2 separate regions of the Homo sapiens genome follow, and region 2 is linked to region 1. Evidence: read pairs that join two places in POLR2A ChIA-PET (ENCODE). Cell type or tissue: A673. All regions are shown on one strand. Links, peaks and the distances in the headings refer to the core of each region. The heading gives the core; the rest is flanking DNA. Region 1 holds the start of LOC124900364 (small nucleolar RNA SNORA48). Region 2 overlaps CSNK1G1 (casein kinase 1 gamma 1).

Region 1 (10,386 bases), core at 1,442-9,441:
GATGTCTCCATCAAAATGCTACATAAATTTGCCAGGGAACAATAGCATTGGATCCCCATGGATTTCTGCTGCTTATACATTCTAACTCCTTAGCCTATAAAAAGGGGTATTTACGACTTCCTGAATGAAAGTTATACATTTTCTTCTGTCTTGATACTTTTTTTTTTTTTTTTTTGAGGTGGAGTTTCGCTCTCGTTGCCCAGGCTGGAGTACAGTGGCGTGATCTCGGCTCACTGCAACCTCCACATTCCGGGTTCAGGCAATTCTCTTGCCTCAGACTCCTGAGTAGCTGGAATTACAGGTGCCCGCTACCTACCATGTCCAGCTAATTTTTTGTATTTTTAGTAGAGATGGGGTTTCACCACGTTGGCCAGGCTGGTCTCGAACTCCTGACCTCAGGTGATCTGCCCTCCTCAGCCTCCCAAAGTGCTGGGATTACAGGTGTGAGCCACCGCGCCTTGCCAATATGTTTTAAAATACACTTTAATTTCTCTGTTGACCATAATGAATGATGTGAAATTTTTTTCTTTTCTTCCTTTTTTTGGTGTTTGAGTATCCATGATAATCACCAGATCTCATTTTAGCTTTAGGATAAATTGCTAACCACAGCTGTGATCAAGCCGCTTCCCAGCTGGAATTCTTTTCCATTTCCTAGAGGTCACTCTCTGATGTGGGTGCTGGTGAGCAGAGAGAAATGACTAATGCCAGGAAAAGGCAAGAGGATTAAAATCTCTTAATTTTGTTTGCACTTTGCTAAAATTTCTGTAGTCTACAGTGGCAATATTTACTCTTTGAGATTGTGTATGCCCTATTGTGTTTTTTTCATTAATTTTTTTTTGAATACTTTTAGATTTCTGGAATAAGAGAGCAGATAGTACATAGAGTTCAGTGTGCTTCTCTCCTCCATCCCCCAGTTTCCCCTATTATTAACATCTTGCATTAGTGTGGTACATGTGTTACAATTAATGAAATAATATTGATACATTATTGTTAACTATAGCATCTGGTTTACACTAAGGTTCACTCTGCATTGTACATTCTGTGGGTTTTGACAAATGCATAATGACACGTATCCACCATTACAGTTTCCTACACATAGTTTCACCATCCTAAAAATCCTGTGTGCTTCACATCCCTCCTCTCCTGCCTGAATTACTGGCAGACACTGACCATTTTACTGTCTCTATAGTATTGCCTTTTCCAAAATGTCATATAGTTAGAATCATATAACATAGAGCTTTTTAAGATTGTTTTTTTTTTCACTTAGCAATATGCGTTGAATGTTCTTCGTGTCTTTTTTTTTTTTTTGACACAGAGTTGTGCTCTGTCGCCAGGCTGGAGTGCAGTGGCGGGATATCAGCTCACTGAAACCTCCGCCTCCTGGGTTCAAGCGATTCCCCTGCCTCAGCCTCCCGAATAGCTGGGATTACAGGCACATGCCACCACTCCTGGCTAATTTTTTGTATTTTAGTAGAGACCGGGTTTCACCATGTTGGCCAAGATGGTCTCGATCTCCTGACCTCGTGATCTGCTCGCCTCAGCCTCCCAAAGTGCTGGGATTACAGGTAGGAGCCACTGTGCCTGGCCTCTTCATGTTTTTTTGTGGCTTCATAGCTCATTTCTTTTTATTGCAGGACAATTTTTCTTTTCTCTTTTCTTTTCTGTACATTTTCCTTCCTTCCTTCCTTCCTTCCTTCTTTCCTTGTTTCTTTCTTTTTTTTTTTTTTTAAGACGGAGTGTTGCTATGTTGACCAGGCTGGCCTTGAATTCCTGGGCTCAAGCGATCCTCCTGCTTCAGCCTCCCGAGTAGCTTGGACTACAGGTGCAAGCCAGCATACCCAGTTGGTATTGCTGAATAATTTTCTGTTGTATAGATGTGCCACAATTTGTTGATCCCTTCACCATTTGAAGGACATCTTTGTTGCTTCTAGTTTTTGATAATGATGAATAAAGCTGGTATAAACATACATGTGTAGGTTTTTCTATCATTAAAAGTTTTCAGCTCTTTTGAGTAAATACCCAGGAGTGTGATTGCTGGATCTTATGATAAGACTATTTAATTTGGTAAGAAATTGTCAAACTGTTTCCCAAAGTGGCTATACCATTTTGTATTCCTACGAGTAATGAATAACAAGAGTTCCCGTTGTTTCACGTCCTCACTAGCATTTCGTATTGTCTCTTTTTTTGTATTTTACTCGTTATCTAATAGATATGTAGTAGTATCTTGTTTTAATTTGCAGTTCTCTATGATGTTGGGCATCTTTTTGTATGTTTGACATTTCTATACCTTTTTGGATGAGGTATCTGTTCAGGTCTTTTGCCCATTTTAAAATAAGGTTGTTTGCTTCTTGTTGAGTTTTAAGTGGTCATTGTGTATTTTGGATACAAATCCTTAATCAGATATATTTTTTGCAAATATTTTTTCCAGTCTATGGCTTGTCTTTTTATTCTCTTAATAGTGCCTTTCATAGTGCAGAAGTTTTTAATAAGGTCCAAGTTAACCTCTTCTCTTTCATTGATAATGCTTTTAGTGTTATATCTGAAAACTCATTTCCAGCCAGGTGTGGTGGCTCACACCTGTAATCTCAGCACTTTGGGGGGCCAAGGCAGGCAGATCACCTGAGGTCAGGGGTTCGAGACCAGCATGGCCAATGTGGTGAAACCTCATTTCTACTAAAAATACAAAAATTAGCCGGGTGTGGTGGTGTGCGTCTGTAATCCCAGCTACTCAGGAGGCTGAGGCAGGAGAATCACTTGAACCTGGGAGGCGGAATTTGCAGTGAGCTGAGATCGCACCATTGTACTCCTGTCTGGGCAACAAGAGCAAACCTATGTCTCAAAATAAATAAATAAATAAATAAATAAATAAATAAATAAATAAATAAATAAAAACTCGTTTCCAAACCCAAGGTCACTTACATTTTCTCCTATTTATCTTCAAGAATTTTTTATCGTTTTGTAGTTTACATTTAGTTATAAGGTTTATTTTAAGTTAGTTTTTTTTTTTGGAAAGGTGTAAGGAATATGTGTATATGCATGCACATGGGTGACCAATTGTTTTTTTTTTAATTTATTTTTTAATTAAAAAAAATAAACAGAGATGAGGTCTCACTATATTGCCCAGTCTGGTCTTGAATTCCTGATCTGCCCACCTTTGCCTCCAAAAGTGCTGGGATTGTAAGTGTGAGCCACTGCATCCAGTCGTGACCAATTGGTTTATGCAAATTTTTTCTGCCGGGTGCAGTGGCTCACACTCAGCACTTTGGTAGGCTGAGGTGGGCAGATCACGAGGTCAGAAGATCAAGACCATCCTGGCCAACAAGGTGAAACCCCGTTTCTACTAAAAATACAAAAATTAGCTGGGTGTGGTGGCGCATGCCTGTAGTCCTAGCTACTTGGGAGGCTGAGACAGGAGAATCGCTTAACCAGGGAGTAGGAGGTTGCAGTGAGCCGAGATTGTGCCACTGCACTCCAGCCTAGCGACAGAGTGAGACTCCATCTCAAAAAAAAATAAGTTTTTTTTTCTATTCTACAAGCGTTAATAAGGATGTTCTTAAAGAAACTAAAACAAATGAAATAATCTGTGGGAGTTATTTTTAAATGAGAGTTTCCTAACGTTCTCGAATGTAATTAGAAGCATTGTTCAGAGTGTGGTTTTCCCTTTCAAGAAGATTGATTTTAGGTTATTAGGTCTTAATTGACAACTGCTTAATTATTTCATACATGTATTAGAGTCTTAGGAAGTATGAGCTAAATGTGGCACAGTCATGTGATGTTTCAGGTTGTAAAGGGGCTTGATAGGAAATTTAAATGCAGAATTTTTCAACTGTCACTAAGGACAAGAGCCTTTGTCACTTGGGTTTTATTGTTGCGAAGGGTTTCAACTATACAGATTTTGATCACCCTCTCTAGTGTTTGCTGCTGCTTATTACACTTGTTGAAGACTATCTAGAAGCTTGAGCTGGCAAAAACTGAATAGGAAGCGCTTCCATGGGTACTGCTGTACTTTCCTGAATATTTTCAATTCTGTCTCAGGCTGAGAATCTTGATTCTAAAAGTAATAGAATGCTGTCCTGAGACATTTTATTCTCATGTAGCCTGAGTACTAATTGTTAGCTAGAATCCTCTTTCACTTGGCTTTATAACTGTCCTGTCCTGTACTTCTAGAACAGCTTCTATTTTCTAAAACATTTTAACCTTAATTGGTATAATGACATCTAAATATTCTGGTCATCTAGGGTATGATGCAAGAATTGTTTAATAACTCTGTTTGGTGAGTTTTGTTTGTTTTTTCACCTAGTTAAATAAGTCAACTAGGAACTGTCTGTGTGAAAGCACTTAGATTCTCCAGAGATACATTATCTCCAAATCAATCAATATGAAGGCTCACTTTGTCTTTAATGGGATCCATCTGGTTAATGCTGTGTTTCTTGAGTTTCATAGATTATGAAATCATAAAGCTAAAAGAAAATATGGAGATGGTCTAGTTAGACCCTTTCATTTTACAGCTGAGACTACTTAAGTGCAGAGAGGCTAAGTGACTTGCTCAAGATTGTACAGCTAATTAATGAGTCACACTGGAATTCAGTGTAGTCTTATTTCTGATATAACTGTGCTAATTTTTTCATTGCAGTTAGTGAAGAAATTATGGATTTATAAGAAGTAAATTTTCCAGGAGGTTTAAGTGGACTTAAATTAAGTATTTCTTATAATTGAAATGTGTATATTTCTTTCAGGTACCAGGTGTCACTGGATTTCTATGAGCAAATTTGTTATGTTTCACGTTCCAGATAGAAATCAGCCAATTTAAAAATAGTGGTGAAGTTATTATAGCCTATATTTAATGAGCACACATTTGGCTGCATTAAAATGAATCTTAATGTATTTTTTGCACAGCGGAGATAATCTGTTAATATTTAATGCCATAAAGCAACAATGGAATTCTGCTTTCATGTGGTGTATTTATAAAACTAGAGTAGAGTGTTATGTAAAAACTAAAAGTACAGATTAATTTAATATGCATCTGGTGAATTCAGGGCTTGAAGGATGCACATCTGTTGAGAAAACAAATCATAGAACTATTCAGAGTTTCAGCATCTTTAAATATGTGCGCTTTGATTCTGTTTTAACTGTTTTGAAACAGTCTTTAATGGATTTAGAAAAGGCCATTTGCTCTAAGGAAGCAACTGTGAAGCCACTTACAATGCTATTATTCATTTTATTATTTTTTAAAGCATTTTTATACATTACTATTTTTCTTTCCAATTTATTTATTGGGGAAGGAAGGGGCTAAATGACTCACCATAACAAAATGAGTTTGTTGCAGAACCATGTTTAAAAAGAAAGGAATGTAATTTGCTGAATTCAATAGATTAGAAATATTTTAAGGCTTTGTCAAAATAATACGCCAAAAAATATTTTAAGGCTCTGAATTCTAATTTGAACTCACAATCAGTGAAGAAATAATCAGTTTCTACTGTGTATTCATCACCATACTAGAGCTGTGGTAATATAGAAATTGAAGATATAGTCTATATCTTCAGCTTCTATATTACCGCAGCTCTAGTATGGTGATATAGATTATATCTTCAATTTCGAGTTGAAAGAAACAAGACTTAAAATGAAAGGTAGAGAATAACACAGATATGTAATGAAGCAAAAACTTGATCTAATCTGTCAACATTACAGTAATTTAGAGGGGAGAAAATCCAGTGAGTATTCACAATTCTGACAGGAAGGAGATTAAAGTTAAAGTAGTGGATCTCAACTCTGACTGCTCCTTAGAATCACTTGGGAAAACTTAATCAAAAATCAGATGAATCAGAATCTTGGGTGAGGTGCATCTGCAGTTTTTAAAAGCTTTCCCAGATGTTTGTAATGTGCAGGCAGTGTTAAGAATCACAGGCTTAAAGGCTGGGTTTGATTTGGAAAAGCAAGAAAGTGTACTAGGCCAGCACAGGGTGGGAGAATTGGCCACAGTCTGTGAAAAGATTAATCCAGTCAAAGCAGTGTGTGCTAGGTGGGGAGGAAGGAGAAATAAGCCTACAGAGGCAGAATGGGGTCTATTTTAGAAGAGGTGTGTGTGTGTGTGTGTGTGTGTGTGTTGGAGTTTTGCTCTTGTTGCCCTGGCTGGAGTGCAATGGCACGATCTCAGCTCGCTGCAACCTCTGCCTCCTGGGTTCAAGCGATTCTCCTGCCTTGGCCTCCCGAATAGCTGGGATTACAGGCATGCGCCACCACACCCCGCTAATTTTGTATTTTTAATAGAGGTAGGGTTTCTCCATGTTGGTCAGGCTGGTCAAGATAGAATAGTACTTTTCAAAATGTGGTTTCTTGACCAGCAGCAGCAGCAGCAGCGTCTCCTGGAAATTTATTATAAATGCAGATTTTAAGGCCCTGGTCCCATACCTACTGAATTGGAAACTCTAGACTGGGGTCCAGCAATCTGTATTTTAACAAGCATGCCAGATGATTCTGATGTACACTCAAAGTTTGGGAACTGCTGTTAAGAGAGGATAATGAAAGTTAGGCAGAGGAAATTAGATTTGATGTGCTCATAAGCAGGGATCCATAGAAGATTTTTAATTTTTATTTTTTAATCATTTACTTATTTTCCATGTATCCAAGGCACGAACCAGCCATGGGCACAGACCAAGAGCCAAGATGGGATAAACAAGGGTTGCTTTATCCCTGGATGACATGAGATGGACATCACCACATTAAAGGTTCTTAAGCTAGAGAGTAACAGGAAGTATCTGTATGTATTCAAGGTAAATCTGATGGTGATCTGCACAATACTTTGGATTACTAAAAGATATGAATGAAGTGGGCTGGTTGAGGAAATGCAGACATAATCTAGTGGATGTAATCTAGCAGCAGTAAAGGCTTGTTCTAGGGAAGTATTAGTGAGAAAACATAATACTAATAATAGTGATGGCAATTTATTGAGAGTTTACATAACAAGTGGCATGTTAAATGCATTTTATTCTCACAGCAAGCCACTGAAGTGTGGCTATTCCAGTTTTACAGATCAGCAAATGAGGCAGAGAAAGGAAGGTTACTTCTGAAGTTCACACTGCTGGTATGTGGTGGAGCCAGGATGTCAAGCTCAAGAATCTCTGCCTCTAAAGCCTCTTGAAGAAACAGCTAATAATATCTGGAGAGCCACGAGAAAAAGGAAAATACTTGAGTCTGAAAAGTTTTAATCCTACTTGACAGAGTGCAAGGGGACGTCACTGTCGGAAGGGAAATAGTGCATACAGTGGGTAACAAGGGAAGTCATTTAGCCAGTTGGGAACAAACCATCTTGTAAAAGTGACCATGAGGAATAACCGATGGAAATTTTTGTATAGTGCTTTTTCAGTATAAAGTTCGAAGTAACTTTCAATAGTTGAGTTTATAGGTTTTGTTTGTTCTTGCTCATGCTGACTAAATTAGAAGAGTCACCTCATCCCGCTTTTAAAAAGGGTCTTTTAGATTTTAGAGTAGATAGTCTGTGAGTAAGTCATGCCCAAGAAGCTTACTGTAATACCACTTTTCCCTCTCTAAGCATCTTAGTCTTAAGACAGTTTAAGCTGAGTGTGGTGGCTTATGGAGGATCACTTGAGGCCAGGAGTTCAAGATCAGCTTGGGCAACATAGCAAGACTCTGTCTCTATAAAAAATAAAAAAAAATTAGCTGGGTGTCATGGCACGAGCTGGTAGTCTCAGCTACTCAAGAGATTGAGGCAAGAGGATTGCTTGAGCCCAGGAGTTTGAGGCTGCAGTGAGATCTGATCATGCCACTACACTCCAGCCTGAGTGACAGGGCAAGATGTCTTTGAAACCAACCAACCAACCAACAGAAGAAATAAATGACAGTTTAATAAATATTTCAGGCCGGGCACTGTGGCTCACGCCTGTATTCCCAGCACTTTGGGAGGCCAAGGCGGGTGGATCATGAGGTCAGGAGATTGAGACCATCCTGGCCAATGTAGTGAAACCCCGGCTCTACTAAAAAGATAAAAATTGGCCGGGCGCGGTGGCTCACGCCTGTAATCCCAGCACTTTGGGAGGCCGAGGCGGGTGGATCATGAGGTCAAGAGATTGAGACCATCCTGGCTAACAAGGTGAAACCCCGTCTCTACTAAAAATACAAAAAATTACCCGGGCGCGGTGGCGGGCGCCTGTAGTCCCAGCTACTCGGGAGGCTGAGGCAGGAGAATGGCGTGAACCCGGGAAGCGGAGCTTGCAGTGAGCCGAGATTGCGCCACTGCAGTCCGCAGTCCGGCCTGGGCGACAGAGCGAGACTCCGTCTCAAAAAAAAAAAAAAAAAAAAAAAAAAAGATAAAAATTAGCTGGACGTGGTGGTGTTTTTGAGACAGTGCCTCACTCTATTGCCCAGGTTGGAGTGCCGTGGTGTGATCATGGCTCACTGCAGTACCAACTACCCAGGCTTTAAGTGATCCTCCCACCTCAGCCTCCTAAGTAGCTGAGACCACAGGCACACACCACCATGCCTGGCTAATTTTTAAAAAACTATCTGTAGAGACAGGATTTTGCCATATTGCCCAGTCTGGTCTTGAGCTCCTGGGCTCAAGTGATCCTCTGGCCTCGGCCCCCCAAAGTGCTGGGATTACAGGCATGAGCCAACATACATGACCTTAAAGTGGTTTCACAGAAGTTCTACCTAGCAACTTCATTAGCCCTTTGCTGCAAGGTAATTAGGCTGCCCAGAATAAAACTGGACTTTACTGAGGGAGTGGTGATTCTGGGAAAGCCACCTGCAGTCTCTACCACATCATATAACAATAAAAGGTTTAGTTTACCAGGAAGATACTAGAATTCTGTTACTTATACCAGATAATACAGGTTCAACATACATAAACCTACATAACAACTACAAGGAGAAATTTATAAATTCACCATTATATTAGAATAGATGTTTTTGACATTAAAACAATACTTCCTGCCAGCAGAGATGTGCTAAAGAAAAAAAAATCATTAAAACAACACAACAAGACAGAGCTATTGGGTGAATATAGAACATTGTACTCAAGTTTTAAAGAATTAGTTTCATACAGTTACTACTATTTGCAGATATAGTTACTTTGTGGAATCCAAAATTTCTGTAATGCGAGAGGTAACAACCTTCAAAGTAGCCCTGAAAATCTCAACAAATTCAAAGAATATGTATTCTATAGACCAAACCTTCGATGACAGTGCAAACTAAATTAGGACTCAGTTTTTTAAAAAAATGACCTTTAAAAATGTTTGGAAATTTAAAAGAACACATCTAAATAACTCTTGAGGTTACAAAAGAAATAATGATAGAGGTTTACCAATGCATAACACTGAATGTTAATTAAAAAAACAACATCAAAATTGATGGATGCAACTTAGTGGTTCTTGGGCATAGCATATAGTCAAGTTTCATAAATACTCTGTGAGAGTTTGAAAAGACCATTCTCTAGTTGAGGGCAGTGGTATTAATAGAGGAAAAGAGCCTCAGAAATTGAGAACTGTCAGTCACTCCTCTTGATTTAATATTCGTATTTAAGGCCTTGTGCAATTTGTCCTCTGACAGTTGTCAGTGGGCACTACTGCTCCTCCTGTTTCTTTTGCTTTAATCTTAATTACATAATTAAAGTTCTCTTATTAGACACTAGTGGTTCTAAAATGTTAGCATGTATTGGAATTTTCTGGAGGGTTTGTTAAAACACAGATTGCTGGCTGGGCTCATGTCTGTAATCCCAGCACTTTGGGAGGCCGAGGCGGGTGGATCACCTGAGGTCAGGAGTTTGAGACCAGCTGGGCCAACATGGCGAATCCCTGTCTCTACTAAAAATACAGAAATTAGCCGGGCGTGGTGGTGGGTGCCTGTAATCCCAGCTACTTGGGAGGCTGAGGCAGGAGAATCGCTTGAACCTGGGAGGCAGAGGTTGCAGTGAGCGGAGATTGTGCCACTGCACTCCCCCTTGGGCGAGAGAGTGAGACTCTACCTCAAAACAACAACAACAATAACAACAAAAAACAAAAAAACACAGATTGCTGGTCCTCACCCCCTGAATTTCTGATTCAGCTCATCTGGGGTAGGGCCTCCAAATTTCCATTTTCAGCAGATTTGCAGATGATGTTCATGCTGGTGACCTAGGGACAATGCTTTGAGAATCACTGTACTAGAGATTACATTCACTTGACTGTATCCCTTGTAACTGCTAATTCTTTTCCTGTAGCCCCTTTTCTCTCCTCCTTAACTTTTTCCCTTCAGAATCCTGCACTTTAACTCTCCCCTTTTCTTGGAAGTACTTTTTTTTTGAGATGGAGTTTCGCTCTTGTTGCCCAGGCTGTAGTGCAGTGGCGTGATCTTGGCTCACTGCTATCTCCACCTCCTGGGTCCAAGCCATTC
Region 2 (10,386 bases), core at 737-8,736, 97 kb after region 1:
CCTAATTTTTGTATATTTGAATTTTCTTCTGAGCATGCATTATTTTTCTAAAAATAATAAAACCATGAACCACCCAAAATTCTGAACAAAACAAGCAGGAAATACATTCTGGTATTTTTTTATTTAAAGGTTTGGCATCAAGTTTCCTGGCAGAATACATTCCAGGAGAATATTTCATTGCAAGAAAGATATCCTTGAATGATAGCTCATGCAAAGTCTATTTTTATTTAACTATCCATGGAAGGACTTGTATGTAATTCACCTTCATCTTCTCTTAGCTATACTGTCCAAGACCAATTGTGGTTAGAAAAGGCTCTTATATATGGATATTATCTCTAAAACATTGGGTGATCTTAGCCCTCGTTTACTCCAAAAATTTAAGAATGGAAAAATCCCATTTGTTTAAATCTGATCACAGTTTTTCTTTTTGGATTTCAGGAACCAATAAAATCACGTGCTCCACAGCTTCATTTAGAGTACAGATTTTATAAACAGCTTGGCAGTGCAGGTAAGTCAAGTCTTTTCTCTCCACTTACTTAGTATGTATCTTAGCTGGAAGCCCTAAAATATACAAATTTTTTTGTCTGGTTTGCCCTTTTTACCAAACCATCTATCTCCCCTGCTTGCCGGATAGGTAAATAAACATAGTCAACCACAAAGCTACTTGCGCTCTGGTTCCTGGAGTTGAGTTGACAGGGGAACTGTGTTGCTATGACTATGCCCACAGACCAACCTGCAGATGCCTTCCACTTGTCAAATACTCATAGTGTGAAGGATTTGCTTTTCAGCAGTTCATTCTCTTTTCTTTACTTATACCAAAAGAAAGGAGGAAATGTTGGTAATTTGCAAAATATACTTTACCATACTGAGATGGTTTATCTGTTTTGAAGACATACTAAAATATACATTCTGAAATATTACAGAACCGTCATTTTATCCATTGTCCTCATTAATTTGCAAGAGCTATCCATATGATTGTAATAACCTATGACCTTCGGCAATTTTTAAAAATTAAGTTAATCACTGTAAAAAATGTTTGTTTTTACCAAAAAGCTCTAATTTCTCAAATATCTTACTGGCTTCCAGAAAAATGTTTTGCTAATGTTTACCTGTAGGGACAAGTCTCTCAGAAGATGAAATCTTTCAGAGCTATTTTCACTATTTGACATTAGTAGAATTTCCTCTGCTTTATGCCCCCTTCACTGTGACAGGTTTTATATGAATGACTAAAGCTTGGTTTCTATTTTTTTTTTCTTTCTTTCTTTCTTGTTTTGGAGACAGGGTCTCACTCCCATCACCCAGACTGGAGTGCAGTGGCACGATCACGGCTCACTGCAGCCTGGGCCTTCTAGGCTCAAGCAGTTCTCCTGCCTCAGCCTCCTGAGTAGCTGGTACTGTAGGCATGCACCACCACACCAGGCTAATTTTCTGTATTTTTAGTAGAGATGGGGTTTTGCCATGTTGCCCAGGCTGGTCTTGAACTCCTGGGCTCAAGTGATCCTCCTGCCTTCAGCCTCCCAAAATGCTGGGATTACAGGCATGAGCCATCATACTGTTTGTTCTATTTCAAGTAACCCTATGAAGGTACTACTGAAGGAATTTGAGTTCTGCATCCTAAAATATTTAGAATTATATGAGTCATTGTGTGTTATTCAAGTTTTATTATACCCTGACTATAGCAATAATCAGCTATAGTTATAACCCAGGGAGCCCACAATGGACTTGTCTTTCATTGAACTTAATATGAATTCTTGCTCACAGTAGCCTCTCAGTATATATTTGTTAATTGATTGGAGTGTTTTTGGCATAAGATTTAAGACTGGCAACTGAGTTCACAGGGTGTATACATAACTTGAGGCTTATCTTCCCACATGCCCCAGGACTACATTTTAATTGTTGTTCCTCTTACATTCCTGGTTTTATAATGTTGTTAAGTTATTCTAGGTTTCATAAGTTTTAGGGAAAAGACTGTCACAGCCCATTTATGATAAGCATGTTTGTATATGTCTCATAAATCCAAGGGTCAGGTAACAACATGCTTAATCCAGTCCAGCTTAGAAGTTTAAGTGGGGAAGTGGACAGGCCAGTTTTCAGGATTTCCTCTGTAAGCCCTTTCAAATAGATCCACCAAATCAGACCAATCTTCCCTTTTCAATATAGAGCCAAAAAAAATCTAATGTATTTGTTAGGTAGGAATAACATCTGTGCTGCTGGGTTGGTACTCTTCCCAAATACAGAAAATTGCAAGCTCTTGAAGTTTCAGCATTCTCTGTGCACTGAAAGCGAGGAGTAAACAGGGAGGGCATTAGAGGAAAGGTGACTATACAAATTGCTTTTCACTTAAGCAGCAAGGAAAAACTGGAATCTCTGAGACTGGTATATCCATCATTGTCATGAGTGGGAATAGGAGGGCTCTGTTGTACTGGTTAGGCCAACTGTTGACTCATAGTCAGGTAGGCTGGCCATCGTTGGTCTGTCTCCCAGTACCTTTTCTAACAAACATGTAAAGGTCACAAAGCCTTCTAGGTCCTATATGCAGTTCAGTGGTGACTACTGGCCTCTTTTCTGCTTCTTGAGATCACCCACTACTTCTAAAATAGCTGCGGTGGGCATCATCTTAATACCCTTGCCTGCAACTAACAAGGTAGCTGCAGACTTTTCCAAGATAGGAAGTGCTTTAGTTTTCTGTTTCAAATCCCCTTGCTACCCCTACCCGCTAGTGTAAGAATTACTTTTAGGATTTTCTTACAGTCATCTAAATCGGCTTGACTACTTAGTTCTAATCATAGAGTTCACCACTCTTCAGGCTAATTTAATGTGGGAAAGTCCAGTGTATTTGAAGTTCTTCATATTAGGCCCAAGTTTGCCATTTATTTATATATTTATTATTTTTAAAATTTAGATGGAGTCTTGCTATGTCACCAGGCTGGAGTGCAGTGGCACTATCTCGGCTCACTGCAACTTCCGCTTCCCGGGTTCACGCCATTCTCCTCCTCAGCCTCCCGAGTAGCTGGGCCTACAGGCGCCCGCCACCATGCCCAGCTAGTTTTTTTTTGTAATTTTAATAGAGACGGGGTTTCACCATGTTAGCCAGGATGGTCTCGATCTCCTGACCTCGTGATCCGCCTGCCTCGGCCTCCCAAAGTGCTGGGATTACAGGCGTGAGCCACCACGCCTGGCCAATTTTTTGTATTTTTTTAGTAGAGACGGGGTTTCACCATGTTGGCCAGGATGGTCTTGATCTCCTGACCTCGTGATCTGCCTGCCTCGCCCTCTCTAAGTGCTGGGATTACAGATGTGAGCCGCCGTGCCTGGCCATATTTTTTATTTTATTTTTTCCAGAGTCCAGATGAGGAAGAACATTGGGATATTTTTAAAATCCTGATTATATTATCCTATTGATGATTAGGCATTGACTATTTTTTTATTGTAATTGCATATTGGTCCCACTCTCCCCACTCCCTGCCATAAGATTATAAGCTCCTTGAAAACAAGCCTTGTGTCTTCTTTACCCTTGTATCTCAAGCGTATCTTAAGGCCTGGTGTGATGTCATTCTGTCACATAGCAGTCAGCAAGTAGTTCAGTGGCAGAAAGAAGTTAGAAAGATTTAATAAGCTTGCCTTTTTAGATTTTTACCAATGTTATTAATAAAAATATTCCTTGTGATGGTTAAAAAAAGGAAATTTATTTTGAAAGAAGATCAATTGACAAGAAAATAGACAAGATTTCACCATGTGTCCTTGTAAATGTGAGCATGAACACCAGAGCTTGTTTTTAACTTAGAGGCACAGCATTCCTCCCCCTATTTTTTCAGAGTAAGTTCTCAGCTGCAAGTATGACTCATTGGTAGTTAATGTTTGAGCAGCCAGTGCGCATATGCCACTCTTTTGATTACCAAGGTGATGTTGCAGCATTGTAAATAAACAACCTTTTGTGCCAAAGCCACACAAAGACCACAGTAACATAATTAGTGTTTTTACTCACTAGTGTTTTGTCTGTCATTGTTCATTACTGTCCAGTGAATTATAAAATATTTGGATTTCCTGACAATGAATACTTAAACAAAAAGCCCATTGTGACTTAGGTTTGTTCAGTGAATTAATCATTGCTTATAAATGTATGAAATTATTTGGGAAAAATGATTGATTATGAATTTAAAGAATACCTATTGCTGTGATATCCAGAGCTTGAGACATTAAATTCCTAAAATAGGAACTTTTTGTTGTCCTGGGACTATGACCATTTTCTTCAGTACCCAACTCTTAATCATTACCTTGGCCTTTTGGACCCCAGTTTCACATTGATGACCTGATCTAGAAATTCATACCAATTCTCTAATTATGTAGAGATAGAACAAAAATGACAGCACTGGGTAATTGTGAATGTGGTTCTGGTTGGAGGTCTTCCACATTGTCTCTGCTTTTCCTTGTGTGATCTCTAACTCTTTCTCTTCCATTCCACTTTGTTTTCTAGTGAGTGGTCACACTTTTCAAGCTTTGTTTCTTGATTACAGTTTTACCACCAAGATTTTCAAGACTTAATGCTTAAGAATTGATATCTCCAAGATAATCAGGGAAGAAAGTAAAGGGGACCATGAGAACCTTGAAACTGAGAATAAGCATTTTATTTTCCTGTTAGCTATCATTTTTTCATTTCTTATAGAAACCAAATTGTAAAATCTTATAACTATTTTTCTTATTTTCTTCAATCATCAATGTTATGTTAATTGTATTATGGTCACCATAGGCAAGTTTTAATTTCTTTTCTTTTTATGGGAATGATTTTAGGTTTCAGTATTTCCTTAGGGTCTTTTACTTAGGAAGATACATACATTATCAATTTAAAAATTTTCCAATCCATAAATCTTTTTTCCAGCATAGCTCTCAGTTTTGCTTGTATTCTAGCACACAGGAACAAGATTTGGTGGATGAGAGGTTTGGGGCAGAGATATGAAAGAGTCTGTGGCCGAAACAGATCCGTATTAGGAAGAGTGACAGTATGAGAATGACTCCATAGCTGACCACATGACAACAGCGTGGTATATGTTCGTTAATTGACTAGAAGATGAATAAGCCAGAACCAAGCATGCAGCTGAAGTGGGAGGAAAAAGGGAGGGAGGGGATGAGTCAGCAAGGACCAGAGCAAATGAAAGAGGATTGAGGGTTTAGAGGGTAGGTAAACGGCAGGATAATAGGATTCTTTGCAGTAAATGACAGGAAAATGGAGGTCTCTGACATAACCTGAAATTTCTAAGTCTAGGCTCCCATATCCTGGCTTCCCAGCAGCTATTGTAATCTAGTGACTCTTCTGATTTGGCTCTCTTATAAAGGAGAAGCTAATCCTCAAATTAAAAAATGACAAGATTCCTCCCCCCCCCCCTTTTTTTTTTTTTTAAAGAGACGGACTCTTGCTCTGATTCTGAGGCTAGAGTGTAGTGGTGCAATCGTAGCTTGCTGCAGCCTCAAATTCTTTGGCTCTAGTCATCCTCCCGCCTCAGCCTCCCAAGTAGCTGGGACTACAGGCGCAATGCACCATAGCTGGCTAATATTTTTAGTTTTTTGTAGGGATGGAGTCTCACTATGTTGACCAGGCTGGTCTTGAACTCTTGGCCCCAGGTGATCCTCTCACCTTGGCTGCCCAAAGTGCTGGGATCACAGGCATGAACCACTGTGTCCAGCCTTAACAAGACCCCAGTTGAAACTTCACAAATGCAGTAGTCAAAACAAAATCTCATTGGGCAGAGAAAGCCAGTTAACTTGTTAAATACCTAGTAGGCGGTTCATTTTTAAAATTGATACATAATATACCTATTTATGGGATATATGTGATATTTTGATACATGCATATCTATGTGTAATTATCAAGTCAGGGTGGTTAAGCTACTCATTACCTCAAACATTTACCATTTCTTTGTGTTGGGAACATTTCAAATCTACTCTTCTGGCTATTTTGAAATATACAATAAATTATTGTTAACTATAGTCACTCTGCTGTGCTATCAACACTAGAATTTATTGCTTCTAACTGTATGTTTGTACCCATTAACCAAGCTCTCTTCATCCTCCCCACACCCAACCATTCCCAGCCTCTGGTAACCATCATTCTATATGAGATCAACTTTTTAAGTTTTCACATGAGCGAGAACATGTGATATTTGTCTTTCCCTGCCTACCTTATTTCAGTTATTATAAAGGCCTCCAGTTCCATCTGTGTTGCTGCAAATGACAGAATTTCATTCTTTTTTTGTGTGTGTGTCTTTTTTTTTTTTCCTTTTTGTGGAGAACCGGGGTCTCGCTATACTGCCCAGTCAGGTCTCAAACTCCTGGGCTCAAACTATCCTCCCACCTCGCCTCTCTGAGAGCTGGGCTTACAGGTGTGAATTTCATTCTTTTTTATGGGTGAATAGTATTTCCTTGTGTGTATATGTACCACATTTTTTTGTCCTTTATCTGTTAATGGACACTTAGGTTAATTGCATATCTTTGCTATTATGAATAGAGCTGTAATAAACATGGACGTACACACATGTTTTTGATAAACTGATTTTGATAATGGCTGTGAAGATCATTTGCCCATTTTTAAATCAGATTATTATTTTTACTATTTTTTGCTATTGAGTTGTTTGAATTGCATATATATCCTGGCTATTAATTAATCCCTTATTAGATACATGGTTTGCATATATTATATTTTCTCTTATTCTACTGGTTGTCTCTTCACTCAGTTGTTTCCTTTGCTGTGCAGGAGCTTCTTAGCTTGCTGAAATTCCATTTGTTTATTTTTGCTTCTGTTGCCTGTGTTTTTGAGGTCTTACCTGAAAGATTTTGCCCAGACCAATGTCATGAAGCATTTCCCCAATGTTTTATTCTAGTAGTTTCATAGTTTCAGGTCTTACATCTAAGTCTTTAATCCATTTTGATTTGTTTTTTTTTGTATAGTTAGAGATAGGGGTCTAGTTTCATTTCTCTAAACAGACCATCCTTTCCCTACTGAATGTTCTTGGCACCTTTGTTGAAAATTAGCTGGTTCCAAATATGTGGGTTTATTTCTGGGTTCTCTCCTCTCTTCCCTTGGTCTCTTTGTCTGTTTATGCCAGTAACATGCTGTTTGGTTACTGTAGCTTTGTAGTATATTTTGACATCAGGTAGTGCGTGATTAGTGGGTGATGCCTCCAGCTGTGTTGTTTTTTTTTCCCCGCCTTGATACAGGGTCTTACTCTGTTACCCAGGCTGTAGTGCAGTGATGTGATCACGGCTCACTACAGCCTCAGCCTCCCTCACCACGCCCTGCTAATTTTTTGTAGAGGTGGGGTTTTGCCATGTTACACAGGCAGGCATCAAACTCCTGGACTCCAGTGATCCACCTGCCTCAGCCTCCCAAAGTGCTGGGATTACAGGTGTGAGCCATTATGCCTGGCCTTGCTTTGTTCTTTTTGCTCAGGATTGCTTTGGCTATTCAGAGTCTTCTGTGATTTCATAAGAATTTTAGGATTGTTTTTTCTATTTCTGTGAAGAATGTCTTAGGTATTTTGATATGGATTGTGTTGAAGCTATAGATTGCTTTTGGTATTATTAATATTTTTACAATATTCTTCCAATCTATGAACAAGGGATGTCTCCCCCCGGCCCACACTCTTTTTTTTTTTTTTTTTTAATTTTTCAGTTTCCTTCACCAGTGTTTTACAGTTTCCCTTGTAGAGCTCTTTCATATCCTTGGTTGAATTTATTCCTAGGTATTTTTTTTGTAGCTATTGTAAATGGAATTACTTTCTTGATTTTTTTCCACTAGTTTGTTATTGGGATGTAGAGATGCTACTAATTTATTTATTTCTTATTTTATTTTTATTTTTTGAGACAGAGTCTCGCTCTGTCGCCCAGGCTGGAGTGCAGTGGCGTGATCTCGGCTCACTGCAACCTCTGCCTCCCAGATTCAAGCAATTCTCCTGCCTCAGCCTCCCAAGTAGCTGGGATTACAGGTGCCCACCACCACACCCAGCTAGTTTTTGTATTTTTAGTAGAGACGGGGTTTCACCATGTTGGCCAGGCTGTTCTCGAAGTCCTGACCTCAGGTGATCCACCTGCCTAGGCCTCCCAAAGTGCTGGGATTGCAGGTGTGAGCCACCATGCCCGGCCTGTTTATTTATTTTTTTGAAACAGGTTCTCACTCAGTCACCCAGGCTGGAGTGCAGTGGTGTGATCTCGGCTCACTGCAACCTCCACTTCTCAGGCTCAAGTGATCCTCCTGCCTCAGCCTCCTGAGTAGATGGGACTACAGGCACATGGCTAGTAATTTTTGCATGTTGCTTTTGTATCTTGCAACTTGACTACATTTTTAAATTCATTTTGAGAATTTTTTTGGTGGCAGTTTTAGGATTTTCCACATATACAATCATGTCACTTGCATATAGGGACAATTCGACTTCCTCCTTTTCAATTTGGATGCCCTTTATGTCTTTTTCTTGCCTGTTTGCTCTGGATAGTACTTCTAGTACTATGTTGAATTAGAGTGGTGAGAGACGGCATCCTGTCTTGTTCCAATTTTTTGAGGAGAAATTCAGCTTTTCCCTGTTTAAAATGATGTTAGCTGTATTTGTCCTATATGACCTTTGTTACATTGAGGTATGTTCCTTCTGTACCTAGTTTGTTGAGGGTTTTTTTTGTTTTGTTTTGTTTTGTTTTTCTTTGAGATGGAGTCTCGCTCTGTCTCCCAAGCTAGAGTGCAGTGGCGCAATCTTGGCTCACTGCAACCTCTGCCTCCCTGGTTCAAGCGATTCTCCTGCCTCAGCCTTCCGAGTAGCTGGGATTACAGGTTCACGCCACCACACCTAGCTAATTTTTGTATTTTTAGTAGAGACAGGGTATCACCATGTTGGCCAGGATAGTCTCGATCTCTTGACCTCATGATCCGCCCTCCTCAAAGCCTCCCAAAGTGCTTGGATTACAGGCGAGAGCCACCGCGCCCAGCCGAGGATTTTTTTTTAATCATGAAGGGATGTTGAATTTTATCAAATGCCTTTTCTGTGTCTATTGAGATGATCATACGGTTTTGTCCATTCTATTCATGAGATATATCTCATATATTAATTTATGTATGTTGAATCATTCTTGCATCCCTGGAATAAATCCCACTTGATCATGGTGAATTATCTTTTTTATACATTGTTGGATTTGGTTTGCTAGTATTTTGTTAAGAATTTTTGCATCTATGTTCATGAGGAATATTGCTATGTAGTTTTCTTTTGTTGTTGTGTCCTGGTCTGGTTTTGGCATCAGGGTAATCCTGGACTCAGAATGAGTTTGGAAGAATTTTCTCCTCTTCACTTTTCTAATGTTTTAGAAGAATTTATATTAGTTATTGATATAAATCTGGTTGAATTCAGTAGTGAAGCCGTATTAGGCCATTCTTGCATTGCTATGAGGAAATACCTGAGACTGTATAAATTATAAAGAAAAGAGGTTTAATTGGCTCATGGTTCTGCAGGCTGCACAGGAAGTGTGGCACCAGGCATCTGCTTGGCTTCTGATGAGGCTTCAGAAAGCTTACAGTCATAGCAGAAGGCAAAGTGGGGACTGGTACATCACAATACAAAAGTAGGAAGAAGAGTGACTGGGAGTCGGGGGAAAGTGGGGGAAAAAATGACCAGATCTAATGAGAAGTCACTTACCATGAAGACAGCACCGCCATGATTCAAACACCTCCCACCAAGCCCCACCTCCAGCATTGGAGATTACAATTCCACATGAAATTTGAGCAGGGACAAATATTTGAACTATATCAGAAGCCATCAGGTTCTGGCCTTTCCTTTGATGGAATAAGTTACTGCTTCAGTCTTATCACTCATAATTAGTTCAGGTTGTGTTTTTCATGGTTCAGTTTTGGTTGGTGGTATATGTCCAGGAATTTATCCATTTCCATTAGGTTTTTCAGTTTGTTAGCATATAGTTGTTCATAGTAGTCTCTAATGATTCTTTGTATTTCTGTGGTATCAGTTGTAATGTCTCCTTTTTCGTTTCTGATTTTATTTATTTGAGTCTTCTCATTTTTTTCTTGGTTAGTCTAGCTAATGGTTTGTTGGTTTTGTCTATCTTTTTTTTTAAAAAAACAACTTTTTGTTTCATTGATCTTTTGCAACTTTTGGTCTTAATTTTGTTGATTTCTGCTCTTTATTATTTCTCTCCTTCTACTGAATTTAGACTTGTTTTTTTTTTCTTTTCTAGTTTCTTGATATGCATCATTAGGTTGTTTATTTGAAATCTCTACTTTTTTGATGTGTTTATTGCTGTACACCATCTTGATTTCTTTATTGACACTATAGTTATTCAGGAGCATGTTGTTGAATTTCCATGTATTTATACAGTTTCTAAAGTTCCTCTTGTTATTGATCT

The links. Peaks named below come from ENCODE experiments on the same cell type or tissue, not always from the same donor. Only the 100,000 strongest peaks of a DNase experiment are listed, where the experiment ranks them.
Region 2: POLR2A ChIA-PET joins it to region 1 with 22 read pairs; 11 of 35 experiments call an interaction of 5 or more read pairs at or near these places.

The regions. Positions count from the first base shown.
Region 1 is chr15:64,338,927-64,349,312 of GRCh38, reverse strand. All of the region lies in intron 1 of CSNK1G1 (casein kinase 1 gamma 1), which reads left to right. It overlaps LOC124900364 (small nucleolar RNA SNORA48), which reads right to left and starts at 6,747; the gene lies at 6,615-6,747. In A673, for the core only: no CTCF peak of the experiment used is centred there; a DNase peak (open chromatin) is centred at 4,472; H3K27ac peaks cover 443 bases.
Region 2 is chr15:64,241,634-64,252,019 of GRCh38, reverse strand. CSNK1G1 (casein kinase 1 gamma 1) reads left to right here. Exons shown (of 12, transcript NM_022048.5): 4 at 439-508. Among named protein-coding and RNA genes, the nearest start is that of PPIB, 84 kb to the right of the region's middle. RefSeq lists enhancers at 3,676-3,970, 4,860-4,919, 5,040-5,540, 5,541-6,041. In A673, for the core only: no CTCF peak of the experiment used is centred there; DNase peaks (open chromatin) are centred at 3,859 and 5,099; H3K27ac peaks cover 2,076 bases.